Regions from separate parts of the Homo sapiens genome. Here region 2 is linked to region 1. A link is a loop called in an ENCODE intact Hi-C map of the cell type or tissue named here. Cell type or tissue: PC-9. All regions are shown on one strand. Each heading gives the region's core, and the rest is flanking DNA. Links, peaks and the distances in the headings are about the cores only.

Region 1 (11,012 bases), core at 1,962-6,961:
GACTAGGGAAGGGTTGGGGGATGGTTTCCAGATGAAACTCTTCCACCTCAGATCATCAGGCATTAGTTAGATTCTCGTAAGGAACATGCAACCTAGATCCCTCGCATGCACAGTTCGCCATAGGGTTGTGATCCTATGAGAATCTCATGCCCCCGCTGATCTGACAGGAGGCAGAGCTCAGGCAGTAATGCTGCCTCTCCTGCCACTCACCTCCTGCTGTGTGGCCCTGTTCCCAACGACCACAGACCAGTACCAATCCACAGCCTGGGGTTTGGGGACCCCTGTTCTAGAACACCTACTGTTGACTTCTGTGCCCTAGTTTCCCAGGACCAAAAGCCCTTCTCTGTACATGTGTGGTGGGAGCACCATGTGGCCAAAGAGTTAGCTGAGGCCAGAGATGTTTCACTGTGTCAGTGCAGTGAAAGAAAGAAGGGGGGGAACTAGTTTTATTTTGTTTTTAGATTAAATATGCGTTGACATAACTTCCAGGTGTCTGAAAATTATGTGAAAACATTTTTATATGGAAGGTCTGTACTCATATTATTGTTGTAATGGGTTAAAAATTGCATCAAGGGATATTGATTTCCATTTTTTAATCAGTCTCCCTCTCTAGATATATGGATAGAGAATGTGTGTATGCATGTGTATGTATTTACAGATATATATATATATATATATATATATATATATATATATATCCACCCCAGCTCTTGCCCTCCTAGGTTTTTAGGTTTTCTTTCTCTTCTGTTCCAGTGCTGTTCCTTTTCCCTAAGCAAGGCCGTTCATGCACCACCCCCCACATTCTCTAAGGCGTAGAAAACTACTAATAAAGTGAAGACTGGGCGTGGTGGCTCACACCTGTAATCTCAGCACTTTGGGAGGCCAAGGCAGGTGGATCACCTGAGGTCAGGAGTTCAAGACCAGCCTGAGCAACATGGAGAAACCCCATCTCTACTAAAAACACAAAACTAGCCAGGTGTGGTGGTGCATGCCTGTAACCTCAGCTACTCAGGAGGCTGAGGCAGGAGAATGTCTTGAACCCAGGGGGCAGAGGTTGCAGTGAGCCAAGATCATGCCATTGCACTCCAGCCTGGGCAACAAGAGCGACTCCATCTCAAAAAAAAAAAAAAAAAGAAAGTGGAGATTTCCAGAAGAAGGACAAATCCTACTCGGATATAAAAATAGAATGTTTTGCAGGATATAGCTTTCTAATTTAAATCTGGTACAAAGCACAACTTCCTCAGGCCTCAGTTTTCAGTTTATAACAAGACAAGGATTGCCTTTTCTCTAAGGTGGCATCCAGTTTTGTGATCTTAGGAGACATTGACTGGTACGACGTAGGCAAACCCCTCTCTGCTTCAAACCTGTCTGGGAAGCCAAGCCCAGGGTTTTCTTTCATGAACCACTCGGCTTCTCTGTCTCTCTTTGAGTTTAACCTGGTTTCCTTCTATCTCACCACCCACGGGTGGGGCCAGACAGTGGTGTGTGTCGCCACTACTTCCTGATGCCCACTCTGAGCCAGGCTGCATTTGGGGCTCAAAAGGGTTCATTTGCCCAAGGCATACACAATCCACAGGAGCGGAGCCTCGATTTGAACCCATGTTGTCAAACTCCAAAGCCACGATCTTAACCACTATCCTATGCTGTCTCCCAGGAGGAGGGTGGTTTTCAAACTTTTTTTCAGCACTGAAACATTTTAAGTGATGTCTTCCATAAAACCTCAAAAATGGAGCTGCCCTGGGGATCGCAGAGCAGGAACCTGGTTGTGAGCCACTTTGCCTCATCCACAAACCGAGATTGGCTCCCGGGTGCCTTCACAGAACTCTGAGCTGCATGAAGTGGAAAAAGAAACCACTCTTCTCCACTGACTACACATGACTGTGACAGACAAAACCCACCTTGCCTGTCCAGAGCCTGCTGGTGATGGTCAGTGGTCAGCATCCACAGAGGCCGAAGCCTAAGAGCATGACTCACAGCTCATGCAGCACTTCCCACGGCCAAAGGGCCAGCAGTGCCCTCCTATTTTCTTTTCTCTCTCTTTTTTTTTTTTTTTTTTTGAGATTGAGTCTAGCTCTGTCGCCAGTCTGGAGTTCAGCAGCATGATCTTGGCTCACTGCAACCTCTGGTTCCCAGGTTCAAGCGAGTCTCCTGCCTCAGTCTCCCGAGTAGCTGGGATTACAGGCACATGCTGCCACGCCCAGCTAATTTTTGTATTTTTTAGTAGAGACAGGGTTTCACCTTGTTGGCCAGGCTGGTCTCCATCTCCTGACCTCGTGGTCCCCCACCTCGGCCTCCCAAAGTGCTGGGATTACAGGCGTGAGCCACCGCGCCCGGCCAATGAAGTCCTATTTTCACACTTCCTTTGAGGACTACAGTAATGTTATCAGGAGACAAGCAGTTTCTGCACCTCCTCTGCCTTGACCCAAGTACATTCCAATAGACGTCATGAGGTGACAAACTGTGGGTGCCCATGTTGAGCACTGCTACCGCCAGCATTGCCAAGTTGATTTGTATGGATTTGTGTCATTTCCCTGAAGTTCAACATAATGCTCAAACAGGAGGGCTCTGCTGTGGGGCAGGCCTGGGTTCACATTCAGGCTCTGCCAATTACTGAGTGAGCTTGGACCAACGATTTAATTAAGATTCCATTTTCTCATCTAGAAAATGAGATCAAGTAAGTACGACCCTGCACAGTATCCATCACTATAAAGGTTAGACTAGCTATTATTATTACTATTATAAGCTAATGAAACATATTCTTCTAGTTACAAGAAAATGAAGCTGGGCACAGTGGCCCTCCTGTTGTTGCAGCACTGTAGGAGGCTAAGGCAGGAGGATCACTTGAGGCCAGGAGTTTGAGACCAGCCTGGGCAACCTATTGAGACCTGTCTCTACAAAACAAACCAACAAACAAAACAAAACAAAAAAACACTAACTGGTTGTGGTGGCACTCGCCTGTAGTCCCAGCTACTTGGGAGGCCTAAACAGAAGGATTGCTTGAGTGCAGGAGCTCAAGGCTGCAATGTGCTATGATTGCGTCACTGCACTCCTGCCCAGGCAACAGAACAAGACCCTGCCAAGAGAAAGAAAGAGAGAAAGAGAGAGAGAGAGAGAAAGAGAGAGAGAGAGAACAAAAGAATCAGTGTTTTCAGAAACTTTCTGACTATACATGCCTATCTAATTATTAAGAGATGGACTCATGAAAATTTTTTCAAGTTTGGATACCTTCCTCTTAAATTGTGTTTGAATTTCAAGTGAGTTTTCATTCTCAAATATATAACATTATGTAACATAGGATGTGCTACTTCTATTTTTCTTTCAGTCAGGTGTGCTATTACAAAGACTGATACTGTATGAGCAAAATTTGGGTGGATTGTCTTATCTACGGATAGCTAGATCCCAGGGTTTTAAGAGATCTTAGAAACTCTTTCTCCCCATACTCCTCAGCCAAATATAAACTGGAGTGATAAAAATCAAACATTTTATGTGGCGGGTTTAAAAATCACTCGTGTATCCTTAATATGTACCCATGCTTGCCAGTGGTACCAACACTGGCTTTTAGGTCTTTAATGCCCCAGAAATAAGAATCTAAAATGCCAGTTTTCTACTGAAGAATACTGACTTCATTGCCACTTGCCTTGTGAAATACCCCAGTCTCTTTCTGCTTGTGGACCAGTGGATTTATCATACGCACAATTTGTTACTAAATTTGAATTGTTGAGTTAGGAGTGCTTGAGAAATATGTGACTGCAGACCAGGACTGTGTCACCTACTTGGCCTCGGTGTCATTTTCCCGTAAGAATCAGGAAAAGATTATTTTTTCTGTTTCTATGAAGAATGTCACTCGTATACGAATGGTCAATAGGTACATGAAAAAATGCCCAATGTCATCAATCTTCAGGGAAATGCAAATCAAAACCAGATGGGATACCACTTCACACCCGCTAGAAGGGCTATTATGAAAAAGACAAAAAAAAAATCACAAATGCTGATGAGGATGGAGAGAAGGGAGACCCTTATACACTGTTTTTGGGAATGTAGCATAGCTACTATGGCGAACAGTATGGGGGTTCCTCAAAAAATTAAAAATACAACTACTAGGTCAGTTGCAATGGCTCATGCCTATAATCCCAGGACTTTGGGAGGCCAAAGTGGGTGGATTGCTTGAGCCCAGGAGTTCAAGATCAGCCTGGGCAACATAATGAGATCCTGTTTCTTAAAAAAAAAATAGAACTACCATATGATCCAGCAATCCCACTGCTGGGCATTTATCCAAAGGAAACAAAATCAGTATGTCAAAGGGATACCTGCTCTCCCATGTTTATTGCAGCATGACTCACTATAATAGCCAAACTAAGTGTGCATCAACAGATGAATGAAGATGATGTGGTAGATACACACTCAGCCATTAAAAATAATGAAATCTTGTCATTTGTGACAACACAGACAAACCTGGGGGAGGTTATGTTAAGTGGCCTGAGAACTCTAGCAGGACAGTAAGCTGAGGCAATCGTAGGGCCCACCTTATTTATCTCTGTCTTGCAAGGATTTCTGTCCTTTATTGCTTGATGTCTAGTATCTTGAAACTGTTGTTTCATATATTTTGTCTTTTTTGTTGTTGTTAATGAGACAAGTTCTCACTCTGTTGCCCATGCTGGAATGCAGTGGCACGATTACAGCTCACTGCAGCCTCCTGGGCTCAAGCAATCCTCACACCTCAGCCTCCCGAGTAGCTGGGACAACAGCTAATTTTTTTTTTTTAAGAGACTGGGTTTCATGTTGCCTTGGCTGGTCTTGAAGTCCTGAGCTCAAGCCATCATCCTGCCTCAGCTCCCCAAAGTGTTGGGATTATGGACAGGAGCCACTGCACCCAGCCTGAGCCTGTCTTTTTTATTTTTAAGGAAAGAGGATAAATCTGGTCTTTGTTACTCCATCTAGGCAAGAAGCAGAAGTCACAGGGGCTTATCCAAAGTATAATGACATTTTTAAACTACAGCAATAAAAGTCATTCCCTTCAAATCATTTAAAATTAAAAAGCAAGGTTTTGTTATATTAGGAAACAGTTTTATAAACTGCATTATGTTAAGGGTATATATCCTGTATATGTAAGGATATATACCCATACTCAGTGGAGTTTCATGATATATCATGAATTTTACAGCAAATTAAATTTACATGATCACAAGAAGAATAAATCGATTCTGAATAAGTTACTGAAATTTCTAACACCAATTGTCATTTTCTATGTAGCTTCAACCCTTGGCATAACTGGTCAGTAAATACAAAATTGGGTCCTTTTATGACTATGCCCAAAGTACATTGGATTTGGGTTTAACTCTTCCCACCTTCCTGAGAATTTCTCAGGGTTCCCAAATGGGTCCTCCCTTGCATCCACAAATGAGCCTGTCAGCTGCAGTTACCACAGAGCATCTGCCACCTCCTCCGCCAATCCCTGCTGCAGTTCCTGCTTTTCCTGGTTCTCCCTGAGAAGCCTCTTCTAGGATCCTTAGTGAAGCCTTTGCTGATGGTGCCTTTTGAGGGAGTGCCCATATAAGTGCCAAGGGCTGCCCAAAGCTGCCAGGCAGGGCTAGGTTTCTCACAGAGGCAGGCGACCCTGAACAGTTCTGAATATAACCTGCTTCTGGCCTTTAACTCCTCCCAGGATCTTACAGTCTCTGATGAAAGCAGTTCAATCAATTTATGGGCAAAGGAGCCAGACAGGGAACAGAGTTCATATAGCCCTCCCTCCTGTTCCCTCTTCCCTGCCACCCTGACTCAGTCAAACTTCTTCTCCTCCCTCCCTTACAAAACAGAAGCTCTCATGCTCATCAGCCAATGACCAGAAATATTTGATGGGGACAGAGGGAGAGAAGAGTAGATGTTTTATGTACTAGCAATATCTGAATGCAAAAACTGGACAACCCACGTGCCTTGTTCCATAGCCACTGGCCCTTGCTAGGCCATGTAGTGTGGATGTGCCTGACATTTGGAGCTCAGCAGTTGCCCAGTATGCAGCCTCAGTGGAATGTCTCATTGAAGAGCTGTTCCTAGATCCTCCCACAAAAACCTAAGAGCAGAGGTCACCTTCCCCAGGTGATTTTGCATTGCTCATCGGCAGCCTAGACTATGGTACTCAATAGTAGCTTCTGATATCGAACCTCACATTTCTCATGCTCAAAGAAGGCACAACCTAAGTCAGACACAGCTGTGGTCGGCTTCCTTCTCCCACTCCTCTTCCAGGCTTCCGCCAACAAATTGGTACAGCAGAGTCTCATTTCCTTAGGGGTCCTGGAACTTCCTTTTCACTGTGATTTCAAAAACATTTATTAGAGGATACATTTATTCCTCAGCACATTAATGGAGTCCAGATTCTGCTTGGATAATATGGACAGACAGATGTGCAGTGTTTTGTGCTACTTTTAGATGAGCAACGCTGTTTACACAGAATTTGCCCAAGACCACCCAACTCATTTCACATGTAGCCTCCAGCTTTCCAAGCCCTTAGCCTCCAGAGGAAAAGAAAAAATTTAATAACTCAGCACCCCACCCAGTTTTGAAGACATGACTTAATACTGAAGGAATTTGCAAGCCTGCACTGCCAATCAACATGCCTACATCAAATAAGCCATCTTTTCTTATTCTGAAAAATGGAAGGTGGTTCTAGAAACATTCTGCTCTCTGACTTTCTTCCACAGTGTTCATGTCTCATTTGAGACCTGGAGAAGTCTGAACAAAGACCTTAAGCCTAAAAAGTAATAACAATGCATAAAACACTTGATATTTGCCCTTCAAGTCTTCCACTTTCTATTTCACATCAATTGCCTTTTCCCCTTAGCTCTATATTATGCCTAATGATATTGTTAATAATTTTTTGCTTAAAGTTTCTTACATTTTTCCTAGCATTTGCATATATCAGTAATTTGTTGGCTCCTTATGTAACTTTGAGAAGTGGGTAAGGTGCTGTCTTAGTCCGTATGGGCTGCTGTAACAAAATACCATAGACTGGGTGGCTTATAAACAACAGAAATTTCTTTCTCATGGTTCTAGAGTCTGGGAATTCCCAGATCAAGGCGCTGGCAGATTCAGTGTGTGGTGAGGGCCCACTTGCAGACGAGATCGGGCGTGTTCTAGGTGGTATGGCCATAGACGAGGTCCCACTTTCATGTCCATAGATGGTGCCTTCTTGCTGTGTCCTCACTTGGTGGAAGGGGCAAGCAAGCTCTTTGGGGTCTCTTTTCTAAAGGCACTAATCCTAATTCACAAGGGCTCAGCCTTCATGACCTAATCACCCCCCAAAGTCCCCACCTCCTAGTATCATGGTGATTCGATTTCAACATCTGAATTTGGGGCAGGGTCGGGGAGGGGGGTAACAAACATTCAGACCATAACAGGCAGGTGGTAGCAGCATTTCCATTTTCCAGATGAAGTAAATGAGAAATCAAATGAGTTTGCCACAGTTTCCCAGAAAGTAACTGGTTAAGTCAATTATTCCAGCTGATCATAATAATTTCTTTTTCCACATTGCATCTGGAAACCATTGCCTGCTTTTAAGTTTTGCTGTGTTGAGTTATGTAGAGATACCACCACATTATTGATGTATATTATATATTATGTTACTTTATGGCTTACCAAGACCTAAGGGTACATTGATACCTTTTCTTTCTAAGCCCTATCTGACTTTGGTCAGTGATTTGTATAGAAAATGTGAACCCAGTAAATAACATTCTAGTGTTTTTCTGTAAACACTAACAAATTTTAGCTACATGAATGACAGCTACTCATAGAATTAAAAGGCAGCAAAGCTTGGGAGAGTGGAAAACGTATTGGAATAAAAGCTAAGACACTCGGTGCCAGGTCTGGTTTTGTCCTTAATTCACTCCCATGTCCGCTCCCTTCCCTTTTACAGATAATACAAGAGGCAAATTCAATCCAATAGACATTTTATCAAGGGCCTATTGGGTAAAGCACTTTACATATGACATTTAAATTAAACCTCACAACAACCCAAACGGGTAGGTGTCACTGAACTCATTTTCTAGAAGAGAAGACTAGCATCAGGGAGCTTAAGACAGGGGCAGGGCAGGGTCTGAGCCACTCTTTGAGTCCTACACCATGTTCCTTTCTATGTCCAAGGCCCTGTTCAGTACTAAGGAATCTTTAAGGAGATAGGTGTAAAGTCCCTATCCTCGAGCTGCTTTCAAAACAGCAGAAGTGGGCCTGGTGCAGAGGCTCATGCCTGTAATCCCAGCATTTTGGGAGGCCAAGGCATGAGGACCACTTGAGCCCAGAAGTTTGTGACCAACCTGGATGACACAGCAAGACCCTGTCTCTATAGAGATACAAAAATTAGTCATTCCCAGTAACTCAGGAGGCTGAAGCAGGAGGATTGCTTGAGCCCGAGAGTTTGAGACCAGCCTAAGCAATATAGTGAGACCCTGTCTCTACAAAAACTACAAAAATTTAAAATTTAAAAACACAGAAGTGAACAGATGCATATGCAGTGAACAAGGGGTAGCTAATATAACAAGGAAGTAACCAGTGCTGCCTGAACGGGTGCTACATGCAAAGGAAGTGGGTTGGCTGGAGAGATCACTTCTGGCCTACAGTTGTGGTGGGGTGAGGTTCAGGTGATAGTTTATAATGAAAGTGGAACTTAATTTGGATATCTAAGCATGATTATGATTTTGACAGGCAGAGATGTGACAGAGAGCCATGCTGGATAGAGGGTATATTAGTCCGTTCTCATTCTGCTATAAGGACACACCGAGACTGGGTAATTCATAAAGGAAAGAGGTTTGACTCACAGTTCTGCAGGGCTGGGGAGGCCTCAGGAAACTTGCAGTCATGGCAGAAGGGGAAGCGAACACATCCTTCTTCACATGGTGGCAGCAAGGAGAAGTGCAGAGCGAAGGGAGAGGGGGGAAGCCCTTATAAAACCATCAGATCTCGTGAGAACTCACTATGATGAGAACAACATGGAGGTTGTTCTCCATGATAATTGAATCACCATGATTCTCCACCAGGTCCCTCCCATGACACGTGGGGATTATGAGAACTACAGTTTAAGATGAGATTTGAGTGGGGACATGGCCAAACCCTATTAGAAGGAGTATTAACGGCCGGGCGCGGTGGCTCACGCCTGTAATCCCAGCACTTTGGGAGGCCGAGGCGGGTGGATCATGAGGTCAGGAGATCGAGACCATCCTGGCTAACAAGGTGAAACCCCGTCTCTACTAAAAATACAAAAAATTAGCCGGGCGCGGTGGCGGGCGCCTGTAGTCCCAGCTACTCGGGAGGCTGAGGCAGGAGAATGGCGTGAACCCGGGAAGCGGAGCTTGCAGTGAGCCGAGATTGCGCCACTGCAGTCCGCAGTCCGACCTGGGCGACAGAGCGAGACTCCGTCTCAAAAAAAAAAAAAAAAAAAAAAAAAGAAGGAGTATTAACAAGATACAAAGATGTAAAATACAAAGATGGTAAAATGCAGGATACGCACTAGATTTAGCCCACAAGTTGATGTGTGTGGAACATAGACCCTGGCTACTCAAAGGGTGGCCTGTGGACCTGCAGCACCCCCATCACCTGGGAGCTGGTTAGAAATGTGTAAAAAATTAGCTGGGCATGGTGGCACGCACCTGCAATCCCAGTTACTCTGGAGACTGAGGCAGGAGGATCTCTTGAGCCCAGGAATTCGAAGCTGCAGTGAGCTATGATAGCACCGTTGCACTCCAGCTTGGGCAACATAATGAGACCCCGAATGTAAGGGGGTAAAAAAAGAAAGAAACACAGACTCTTAGGCCCCACCCCACACATACAGAATCACAATCTGCACAAGTGATCCATGCACAGTGGAACACACTAGAGTGCAGGTCACACTGAAAGGCAGATTGTGATCAGGCCAATACGGAAGCTGCCGAACCTGTTGGTCAGGTGGAGGCTTTGGAGCAAGATGGGGTCGTATGTGAAATCTCCAGCCTGGCTCCAGCAACATCACTTCCCAGCTGTGGGAACTTGGGCAAAGTTACTTAACCAGGTTACTTAAATTGGGGTGATAACAGTACCTGTTCCTTGTCTCATAATATTTAAAATAGACTTCATTTTTTCAGAGTAGTTTTAGCTTCACAGCAAAGCTGTCTGGGAGGTACAGGATTTCTCATATAGCCCCACATAGACTCCCCGCTTATCAACATCCCCTGCCAGAGTTGAACATTTGTTACAATAAAACCTACATTAACACATCATTATCACCCAAAGTTCGTAGTTTGCATTAGGGTTCACTCTTGGTGATGTATATTCTATGAGTTTAGATCTGTATGATGATATCAATCCACTGGAGTAGTATCATACAAGATAGTTTCACTGCCCTGAAAATCCTGTGTTTTTCCTCTTTCTCCCTGCCTCCCACCTAACCCCTGTTGACCACTGATCTTTTTACTGTCTCCACAGTTTTGCCTTTTCTAGAACGTCATTTAGTTGGAATCTTACAGTGTGTGGCCTTTCAGAATGGCTTCTTTCACTTAGTAATATGCATTTAAGTTTTCTTCATGTCTTTTTATGGCTTGATAGCTCTTATTTGCACTGAATAGTAATACGTTGCATAGATGCATCATAGCTCATTCATCCATTCACCTACTGAAGGACCTCTGGGTTGTTTCCATAGTTTAGCAATTACAAATAAAGCTGCTGGCCAGGTGCGGTGGCTCATGCCTGTAATCCCAGCACTTGGGAAGCCGAGGCAGGCAGATCACTTGAGGTCAGGAGTTTGAGACCAGCTTGGCCAATGTGGTGAAACCTCATCTCTACCAAAAGTAAAAAAATTAGCCTGGCATGATGGCGCACATCTGTAATCCCAGCTATTCAGGAGGCTGAGGCAGGAGAATCACTTGAACCTGGGAGGCGGAGGTTGCTGTGAGCCAAGGTCATGCCACTGCACTCCATCCTGGGCAACAGAGCAAGACTCTGCCTCAAAATAAATCAAGCTGCTAGAAACATCTAGGTAACTTTTTGCAGACATA
Region 2 (11,012 bases), core at 2,079-7,078, 77 kb after region 1:
TTTTTCTGAGACAGGGTCTCACTCTGTCACTGGAATGCAGTGGCATAATCATGACTTACTGCAATCTCCACCTCCAGGGTTCAAGCAATTCTCCCACTTCAGCCTCTCCAGTAGCTGGGACAACAGGCATGTGCCACAATCCCCAGCTAATTTTTTTTTAGTAGAGACAAGGTCTCACTGTGTTGCCCAGGCTGGTCTCAACCTCCTGAGCTCAAGCGATCCTCCTACCTTGGCCTCCCAAAGAGGACAAGATTATGGGTGCAAGCTACAACACCCAGCCAGAAGTTCCAGTTTTTAATCTGGAAGCCAGAATAACTTGGTAAATCATTTCCACACTGAGGGAAGAAACCATCAAAGACGTATTCATTTAGTGTCCCAAGTTCATGAACGCTTTATACAGTATCTTTCAAGTCAGGCACCAATAAAGAAAGTGTGCCCACAGACAGGGGAACAGAGAGAGTTTTAATCTCATCAAAACTCTACTCGGTGATGTCAACAATTAAGACCTACTATGTTCCACCCTTCTTTTCCAATTAGAGGCAAAGAAGTAAAATATTGAAGCCAATACTCAGAACTCAAGTAATTCTGATAGCTACAACATTGAGCTATAATTCCAGGCTCAGTGGATCCTTTCCAGGCCTGGCTCTATTTATCTAAGAAACTAAGAGAGACAAACAGGCCTCCTCCTCAGCACAGCTATGATGAATATTTAATTAGCTAATAATACAAAGTAAATGTATCATCAATAGCAAATGAGATGCTTATAATTAACTTGGGACAAAGAAGTAGAAATCAAGAAATAGCCTGAATCTGGGCAGGGTGGCTCGTGCCTATAATCCCAGTGCTTTTGGAGGCCAAGGCAGGAGGATTGCTTGAAGCCAGGAGTTTGAGACCAGCCTGGGCAACATGGCGAGAATCTGTCTCTACAAAAAAATTTAAAAAATTAAAAAAAAAATTAGCTGGGCATGGTGGCACACACCTGTAGTCCCAGCTGCTCAGGAAGCTGAGATGGGAGGATCACTTGAGCCCAGGAGTTCAAGGCTGCAGTGAGCTATGATTGCGCCACTGCACTCAAGCCTGGTTGACACAGCAGACTCGGTCTCTTAAAAAAAAGTAGCCTGAGATGGTTATTTTCATCATAAACTGCCTTTTTCTCTGAGGCAAGGCTGTTAAACTGCTAGCATTTGGAAAGGCCTATGGCCAAGTCAAATGTCCCTGGAATTTACATAAGGTCCAGGGCAGACTTGTTCAGCATGAGACAAATGGGACAAGATCAGGTGGTGAACAGAAGCTCCAGAAGGCCATGCTTATGTGCAGCACACCGTTCATTCATTCCTACTGTGGCGATGATATTGTGGCTCTCCAAAGACTTCCACATCATCATCCTTAGAATCTGTGACTATGTTGCCTTACCTGGCAAAATGGACTTTCCAGATGTGCGATTTAAGTTAAGGATCTTGAGATGGAGAGATTGTCCTTGATTAGCTGGGTGAGTCCAGCGTAACCTCCTTATAAGAGAAGGAGGAACCCGGGTGTGGTGGCACATTCCTGTAATCCCAGCTACGCAGGAGGCTGAGGCAGGAGAATTGCTTGAACCCGGGAAGGCGGAGGTTGCAGTGAGCTGAGATCGCGCTATTGCACTCCAGCCTGGGCAACAAGAGCGAAACTCCATCTCAAAAAATAAATAAATAGAGAGAGAGAGAGAGAAGGAGAGTTAGACTCAGAGAAGGAGATGAGATGGCAGAAGTGAGGTCAGAGTCATAGACAGAAATTTGAAGATGCTTCACTGCTGGCTGTGAAGACGGAAGAAGCGGACATGAGCCAAGAAATGCAAGAAGTCTCTGGAACCTGGAAAAAGCAGGGAAAGGGTCTCCCCTGCAGCCTTTAAAAGGAAAGCAGTTCTGCTGACACTTTGACTTTAGCCTAATGAAGGCCGTTTTGGATTTCTGACTTCCAGAGATATCGTAATAAACTTGTGTTGTTTTCAGTCACTAAATGTGTGCTATTTTGTTGCAGCGGCAATAAGAAACTAATACCTCTAAGTGGCAGAGAGTCAAAGATGAAAAAGACACATTCCTCCTGTGGGCATTTGTTTAAAAAATATTTATCGGGTTGCTCAAAGTCGCATGATAGCTGATGCTTATCAGCCACCCATTATGTGTCAGGCAGGATGTTAGGTGCTTTGCATCCGTTTCTCCAATCCTCAGACCCATCCTAGTATACATACTGCTGACATTTATTAAACACCATGCACCAGACACAGTCTTAAACACTTAACATGTATTATCATATTTCATTCTTATAGCCCTGAGATAGATCATAATCACTCTCATTTTACACAAGTGGAAACAGGCGAAGGGAAGCTGAAAGTAGTTTCTCAGGGTCAAATTGCTAAAAGTGATTAAAATTTTAGCTTGCCTGCCTCCAGAACCTGCTCTGTATTTTCCCCATTTTCCAGATGAGTAAATTAAGGCTCAGAAAGGTTAAATAACTTGGCAAAGCCAAAACTGATTCATCATCTGCTGACCATCCACCAGACCGACTTTCTCCTGACTCTCCCTGTACGCCCTCTCCACTAGCCCAGAGCCTTCTGATTCTAGTCTGAAGCTTGTTCGGAAAACCTTGTATTCAGCCTGGACGATGTAGCAAGACCCCATATCTAAAAAAATAAAAAAATTTAAAAAAAAAACCCTGGTATGATGGCATGCACCTGTAGTGCCAGCTACTTGGGAGGCTGAGGCAGGAGGGTCACTTGAACCTAGGAGTTTGTGGCTACAATGAACCATGATCACACCACTGCACTCCAGCCTGGGCTATAGAACAAGACCGTGTCTCAGAAAAAGAAAAAAAAAGAAAGGAAGGAAGGAAACCTTGTGTGTTGTAATGACTAGGTCTCTCATAGACTGATTTTGAAGTTGACCGGCTCTTGGTACAGAAATGTGCGGGCAGGGTATCCCAGGCTGGATGGCCTGAGTCCTCCCTGCTGTCTTCAGCTCCCTTTAAGCTGTGGTTAAGATGCCCATTTCACTGCATGAGACAGTGACAGGACAGAATGAGCACAGCGATTTTATTCACTCATTTAAACAGCCGTGAAACACGTATTCATTATTTACGGCTCCTGAGAACTGCTACACTTCCCTACTTTTCAACGACATAAAGAGAGCTGGTTTCTTGCTGGAACTGTACCTACAAAGAACACACATTCAGGGCAGGGCTGGGTCCATCTTGTTCATCCTATCCCGGAGCCCAGCACTGCACCTGGACTACAGTAAGAAGTTCCATCACTGTTCTTGACTGATTTATGTAGCTCCATTAACACCATTGAGATCACTAATGGTTGCTCATGGGGCCTGCTGGGAAACCACGCAGGTAATTTCACTGTTTTGCCTATAATTGGGTTTGTCCCTTAGCTATCAAACTATGGCAGTCTTCAGTGTCTCAAATGTCTGGTTTCGTTGTTGCTGTTTTGAGACGGAGTCTCACTCTGTCATCCAGGCTGGAGTGCAGTGGTGCAATCTCAGCTCACTGCAACCTCTGCCTCCCAGGTCCAAGTGATTCTCCTGCCTCAGCCTCCCGAGTACTGGAACTACAGGCGTGCACCACCATGCCCAGCTAATTTTTGTATTTTTAGTAGAGACGGGGTTTCACCATGTTGACCAGGCTGATCTTGAACTCCTGACCTCAAGTGATCCACCTGTCTCTGCCTCCCAAAGTTCTGAGATTACAGGTGTGAGCCACCACACCTAGGCTTTTGGTTTTTTTGAGACACGGTCTCACTCTGTCACCCAAGCTGGAGGGCAGTGGCATAATCACAGCTCACTACAGCCTTGACTTCCTAGGTTCAGGCAGTCCTCCCACCTCAGCCTCCCGAGTAGCTGGGACTACAGGTGCGTGCCACCACACCTGGCTAATTTGGTTTATTTTTTTGTAAAGACAGGGTCTCGCTATGTTGTTCAGGCTTTTCTCAAACTCCTGGACTCAGGACTTGCTCCCACCTCAGCCTCCCAAAGAGCTGAGATTACAGGAGTGAGTCACCACATCCTGCCTCTGTGTCTCAAATGTCAAACAGCTAGCTACCTCAAGGTATGACAGGAATATTTTTTTTTTTTTGAGACGGAGTCTCGCTCTTTTGCCCAGGACAGAGTGCAGTGGCGCAATCTCGGCTCACCGTGCCCGCCCCAGGAATATTTTTAAAGTTGGTCACTGTTCATGAAGTCCTTTCTCATGACTTGATACATCATCTCTGTGCCAGCCAAACAAACCTGTTTGCAACTATGCTCCTGGCTTTCACTCGTGGCTTCTTTGTCCTTCTGCACAAATCGTATTTCCACATTGAATGTGTGGACGAAAGAAAAGAAAAAACAAGTTTTTAATGAATTAAAGTTAGTTTTATTCAGAAGTCTTACTGAGGACTGTGGACTGAGGCCTATAGCTCTGGAGGAGTCTTTCAGAGAGGAGATTTTGTCAGAAATCTCCCAACCAGTGTTTTAGCTCACAGCTTATATACAGGAGGGGGGAGTTTATGATGACAGATCACATCCAACGTACTCAGAAGTTATTATATTGGTGCAAATGTAATTGTGGTTTTTGCTATTAAAAGTAATTACTTTGAAGCAGAATCACAACAAGGTTGAGGTATAAGAGTCCATCTAGTTATAGATTACAAAAACATAGTCACTAAACTCATCAGAAGTTATCTTATGTTGGCCAGTCACAGTGGCCTACAATCCCAGCACTCTGGGAAGCTGAGGTGGGTGGATCACTTGAGGTCAGGAGTTCGAGACCCGCCTGGCCAACATGGTGAAACCCCCGTCTCTACTAAAAATATACAAAAAAAATTAGCCGGGTGTGGTGTTGTGTGCCTGTAATCCCAGGTACTCAGGAGGCTGAGGCAGAAGAATCGCTTGAACCCAGGAGAGGTTGCAGCGAGCCGAGATCAAGCTACTGCACTCCAGCATGGGCAACAGAGTAAGACTCTGTCTCAAAATGAAAAAAAAAAAAAGTTATCTTATGTTTAAGGAAAGACAAGGACAAGGGTCATTTATCTTTAAGGAATATGGTGACCCAAGTAAGAGACACAGACGGCCATATGCTCTGTCCTGTTTTGTCTTTAAAGCATCCCTCCAGAGATCTGCACGTCACCACAGAGCCAGGTGCTTGGTGAAATTATGCTGGCAAGCAGAAATGAGCAGATATGGCTTCTGTTTGCTACTTCGTCTCACAAATGCTTTTTACTTTCTCTGTACCAATTCACACTCCTCCTGTCTATCTCCTCCTGGATTATCACCATCCTAAGCAGGTGATCCTGGAAGTCACATTCCCTCTGTTCTTACGTGTGTGCTGGATTGCCAAGGTAAGATTATGTCCATCAAGGCTTGTATTTATGCATCCTGTGTGTCCTCAGGAAAATCACAAGCCTTGGGATGGTAGAAATCATAAAATCATACATTCTATTTCTTTCCTATCAAATCCCTGCCAGGACACTTATTAGTATAGATATTAATTCAGTTTTCAGTAAGTATGTAATAAATGGTTCTAACTGAGTTTCTTCTTTTATACAGGTAGAAAGAGCAGACTTTGATTTTAGTCCTGGCTCTGTCTTGAACTACCTGAGTGGTATTAGCCGGGACACTTCACTCCTGCCCACATGCCTCTCAATTATAAAATGAGGAGAAAGGCCAAGCACGGAGACTCATGCCTATAATCCCAGCACTTCATGAGGCCAAGACAAGAAGATCACTGGAGTAAGGAGTTCGAGACCAGCCTAAGCAACATAGCAAGACCCACATCTCTACAAAAAATTTTAAAATTAGCTGGGTATGGTGGTGCACAATTGTGGTCCAGTAGAATGCTCAGTAGATGTTAGCTATCATCATCATCTTTATTATTATTAGGGCTTTATTAATTATTATTACTATTGGCTCTTAAATCAACATGATTTTTGCCACATTGCCCAGGCTGGTCTCAAACTCCTATCCTCAGGCATTCTACCCGCTTTGGCCTCCCGAAGTGCTAGGACTACAGGTGTGAGCCACTGCACCCGGAACCCGGGTATATATTGAAAAGGATGAATAGTTGTGAGCTTGGGCAAGTTGCTTAATCTCTCAATGCCTCGGTTCCTCACCCAAGATGAATAATGATCCCTACCTCATAGGGTTCTTATGAGGATTCAGGCAATTAGACCCAGACTGGCTACTTAGTAAGCACTCAGTAGATGTTAGCTATCATCATCATCTTGATTATTATTAGGGCTTTATTAATTATTATTATTTTTTTTATGAGAGAGTCTTGCTCTGTCGCCCAAGCTGGAGTGCAGTGGCACAATCTTGGCTCACTGCAACCTCCGCCTCCCAGGTTCAAGTAATTCTCCTGGCTTAGCCTCCCAAGTAGCTGGGATTACAAGCGCCCACCACCATGCCCAGCGAATTTTTTGTATTTTTAGTAGAGACGGGGTTTCACCATGTTGGCCAGGCTGGTCTCGAATTCCTGACCTCAGGCGATCCGCCCATCTCGGCCTCCCAAAGTGCTGGGATTACAGGCATGAGCCACCACGCCCAGCCAATTATTATTATTATAGGCTGTCAAGCCAATTCCCAGTAGTACTCTTACCTACATGAGGATGGAAGCTCTGGCAGGACAGGGAGGTAAGCTCACGTTAGAGCCAGTCTACCTGCTGGGAAGCAGAGAAGCTCAGGCTGCCGCCTGCCAGTATTTTTAGCAGCGATGGTGAATCACGAGCAGTTAGTGTCAGAAAGACTAAAAATTGAAATAGCTTCTAACACCTCGACAGTATTTTTACCACACTGTTTTATCTAGGCATTAAAAATATACATGGTTTTAATTATATCTTGCTTTGCAGGAGGGGAAAAGAAAACCCTCAGCCGCTTGCCATCTCTCTCCTTTTTATATGTGTCTTTCTTCATGAAAAGCGGGCCTCTGAAAACGATTGCATGAAGTGGAGCGTCTCTGTCAGGTGGAACTGGCCTCCCAGGCCGCATTTACCCCAGTGTTATTACAGGAAATGAATGCATTGTATTGAAGGCCGTTTGTCGCTCATTGTTGCTCAGGCTCAGGCCTGTGTGGGACTGTTTGTCCTCCTGCACACACAGCAGCCATTGTGTCCCCTGCAACATCCTACATGCAGCTGTGAACAGTTGTGCCCGAGCCAGTTTATCGGCCGTGGAATTCACTCAGAAAGGAATCGAGAACAACATATCAAGTCAGGGCCCTCATTTTCTCTGGGAATGTTCTGAGCTCTCCCGCATTCCTCCTCCCACTTGGCCAAGAAAAACAAACAAACAGTGGCCTCCTTTGATGTACGCACCTCTGGGCTATTCAGAGGTGGGATTTTTTGGGTAAGAATTTCCAATTTCTACATGGAATCTCCATTCACAACTTTCTGGACCCAGAGAGCTAAGGCAACAGAATCTAATAACTACAAAGGCTGTCCCTGCCACTGATCTCTGGGGCCAAATGATGTCCCTACAGTAAACAAAGTCAAGGGGGTGTCCCACCCCGTCATTTCACACCATGACAGCCGTGAGGCTAATTTGCAGGGTGACTCTATGAACACTGTGTTGTCCTTTCGGGTTGTTCATATGGCCCACCTCCCATAGGACACATATTTAATTCATCAGAACATGAAACACTTGGCAGGGCACAGTGGCTCACCCCTGTAACTCCACACTTTTGGAGGCCGAGATGAGAGCGTCACTTGAGGCCAGGAGTTCGAGACCAGCCTAAGCAATATAGCAAGATCCTATCTTTATTTTAAAAGAATGAAAAATAAAAAACAGGAGGCTGGGCGTGGTGGCCCATGCCTGTAATCCCAACACTTTGGGAGGCCAAGGCAGGTGGATCACCTGAGGTCAAGAGTTCGAGACCAACCTGGCCAACATGGCAAAACCCTGTCTCTATTAAAAATACAAAAATTAGCCAGGCATGGTGGTGGGCACCTGTAGTCCCAGCTACTTGGGAGGCTGAGCAGGAGGATCGCTTGAACCCAGGAGGCGAAGGTTGCAGTGAGCCGAGATCGTGCCACTGTACTGCAGCCTGGGAGACAAAGTAAGACTCTGTCTTAAAAAATAAGAATAATGAAAAAAAAAAAAACAAGAAATATCGGCTCCCAGGCTAGAAATAGGAGTCAAGAAAGACTGAGGCAGGTTTCATAGGTGAACATTCATATCAAGTCTTGGCAACTGTTTAGGTGGGACAGTTGAGGCTTGGGTTGGCTTAGAAACATTGATCATTTTTTCTTAAGCATAGTGCCTACAATTTTGATTGGTAAATGGGGTTTTGGGCTTGGTTGTGGAAAGTGAACCAACCATCTGTTTTTTTCCTTGGACTGCAGTGGTGCTCAACAGAACATTTTGCACGAGGAGCCTTAAGCTAAACATTTGCTCTAAAACATATATGTGTATCTATACATCTATGTACATGTAAAAAAACCATGTGTATCCACTTATCAGAATAAATCTCTGATGCTGGGTGTGGTGGCTGATGCCTGTAATCCCATCACTTTGGAAGGCCAAGGCAAGTGGATCACTTAATCCCAGGAGTTTTGAGACTAGCCTGGGCAACACAGTGAAACCCTGTCTCTACAAAAAATACACAAATTATCTGGGTGTGGTGGTGCATGCCTATAGTCCCAGCTACTAGGGAGGCTGAGATGGAAGGATTGCTTGAGCCTGGGATGTCAAGGCTGCAGTGAGCCATGAGCATGCCACTGCCCGAGTGACACAGCAAGACCCTGTCTCAAAAGAAAAAAAAAGAATAAATATCTAACAAACACAATATATCAATAGTTGCCAATAAAGTTTAGAGTAAGTAGAATTTAGAAGAACATGACTTAACTAAGTCCAAATACACAGATGTAACTTTTCCTCACTGTCCAAATTTCCAGTTTTCACTACTATTAAATGTGACTCTGATGTTCATAAACAGGGCAAAGGAGGAAATAAACTTAATTCACTCAACTTGTTCTTCAGAGTCTAAAAGCCTTGTGGGGCTTATGCTCAACTTTTACACAACGGCTTTGGCATTAAAAGTCTTTGCACAGGCTGCTTATAATCCCTGCACTTTGGGAGGCCAAGGAAGGAGGATTGCCCTGAGCTCAGGAGTTTGAGACCAGTGTGGGCAACATGTCGAGACCCTGTCTCTACACAAAATTTTAAAAACTAGCTGGGCAGGATGGTGCACACCTGTAATCCCAGCTACTGGGGAGGCTAAGGCAGGAGCATCGCTTGAGCCCAGGAGGTCAAGGCTGCAGTGAGCTATGAGTGTGCCACTGCACCCAAGCCTGGGCGACCCTGTCTCAAAAAAAATAAAAATAAAAAAAATTTTAAAGCCATTGCACAGTTTTCTCTGCTGCTGGAATAAATGGATCTTCTGCTAGCTCTAATTGCCCTAGTAAAAGAATATTATCTTTGACCACTGATCCTAAGAACCCAAATTCCCTGCAATTCCTTTGCTAAAGGAAATCCCTGTCTTCTCTCCATTTCTGGCCCCTGAATGCTATTTTTCTTACAACCAACAAAGAAGAGTATAAAGGTGTTTATGGAAAGAGCATCCCTGTGAGCCCCCTTTTCCTGGGACAGTTATTCTTTTCCCAAACAGAGAAGGGTTCTTTTAATAATCAAGTTACCGATTTATTCTAAACTCTCCCCTCCCAACTGATATTTGAAGGTTGGAATGGCATTAAAAATAACATCACATAGAAAGCTGGCCGGGCGCGGTGGCTCACGCCTGTAATCCCAGCACTTTGGGAGGCCGAGGCGGGCGGATCACGAGGTCAGGAGATCGAGACCATCCTGGCTAACAAGGTGAAACCCCGTCTCTACTAAAAATACAAAAAATTAGCCGGGCGTAGTGGCGGGCGCCTGTAGTCCCAGCTACTTGGGAGGCTGAGGCAGGAGAATGGCGTGAACCCGGGAGGCGGAGCTTGCAGTGAGCCGAGATCCCGCCACTGCACTCCAGCCTGGGCGACAGAGTGAGACTCCGTCTCAAAAAAAAAAAAAAAAAAAAAAAAAAAAAAAAAAAAAAAAAAAAAAAAAAGAAAGCTAATTATGTTCCACTTCCCACCCGTCCTTCTTGCCAAGTAATCTTGGGTTTTGCCACCTTGTTTTTTTATTTTTTGAACATTAAAAAACAGAAGAAGACGAGGGAGGCAGCAGAGAATGGGAACAGATTAGGCTTTAAAATAGAACTGTCAAGATGGTTCCCCGCAGGCTCTGTTCTGATCTAGCAATTGGTAACTTCAGATCCACTTGCTTTCACAAGCGTCTGGATAGCAGTAGATTGAGCAGCAATTAAGGGATAGAGCATTAAGCCGAATGAACTTACTTTTCTAGCATTAACTATGGCTTTTCATGGTTTCCAGTGAAAAATAAATTTAAACAAACTTATAAAATATTTACGTGAACAAACAACATGTGAAAAAACAAATTTATAGAAATCGGTCAGTTGTTCAGAGCATATTTGCAAAACACTCTAAATTGGGGGTCCTTAAACATTTTACTCACAACTCCCCACCTCCACTCAAAATAAAAAAAAAAAGAAGAAGTTTGAAAAACTATGCAGCACTTTCTCACCTGTTTGAAGGATAACATCTAAAATTTTTCAACATAAGTTTAAATAGCTGCCAAGGATGTAATTTCCAGCGGATTGTAAATGTTAATATTGTAAACTAAACCCACAGATCACTTTTAAACGTCTCCGATGGAATCTAAATATCTGAGCAATTTAATACTCATTTTTATTCACTAAAAAGTATATGAGGCCAGACACGGTGGCTCATGCCTGTAATCCCAGCACTTTGGGAGGCCAAGGCGGGTGGATCACCTGAGGTTGGGAGTTTGACACCGGCCTGGCCAATATGGTCAAACTCCGTCTCTACTAAAACTATTTAAAAAATTCACTGGGCATGGCGGCACATGCCTGAAATCCCAGCTACTCGGTAGCTGAGCCGAGAGAATCGTTTGAACCCGGGAGGCGGAGATTGCAGTGAGACGAGA

The links. A loop is a pair of places that touch in the nucleus more often than their neighbours do. Peaks named below come from ENCODE experiments on the same cell type or tissue, not always from the same donor. Only the 100,000 strongest peaks of a DNase experiment are listed, where the experiment ranks them.
Region 2: it touches region 1 in a loop (7-fold over the local background); 8 of 110 quality-filtered maps call a loop at or near these places.

What each region holds. Positions count from the first base shown.
Region 1 is chr10:24,885,375-24,896,386 of GRCh38, reverse strand. The region is part of intron 3 of PRTFDC1 (phosphoribosyl transferase domain containing 1); the gene reads left to right. Among named protein-coding and RNA genes, the nearest start is that of PRTFDC1, 62 kb to the left of the region's middle. RefSeq lists an enhancer at 8,549-8,758. In PC-9, for the core only: no CTCF peak of the experiment used is centred there; a DNase peak (open chromatin) is centred at 4,326; H3K27ac peaks cover 831 bases.
Region 2 is chr10:24,808,201-24,819,212 of GRCh38, reverse strand. No RefSeq gene overlaps it. Among named protein-coding and RNA genes, the nearest start is that of ARHGAP21, 90 kb to the right of the region's middle. In PC-9, for the core only: no CTCF peak of the experiment used is centred there; a DNase peak (open chromatin) is centred at 4,142; H3K27ac peaks cover 2,229 bases.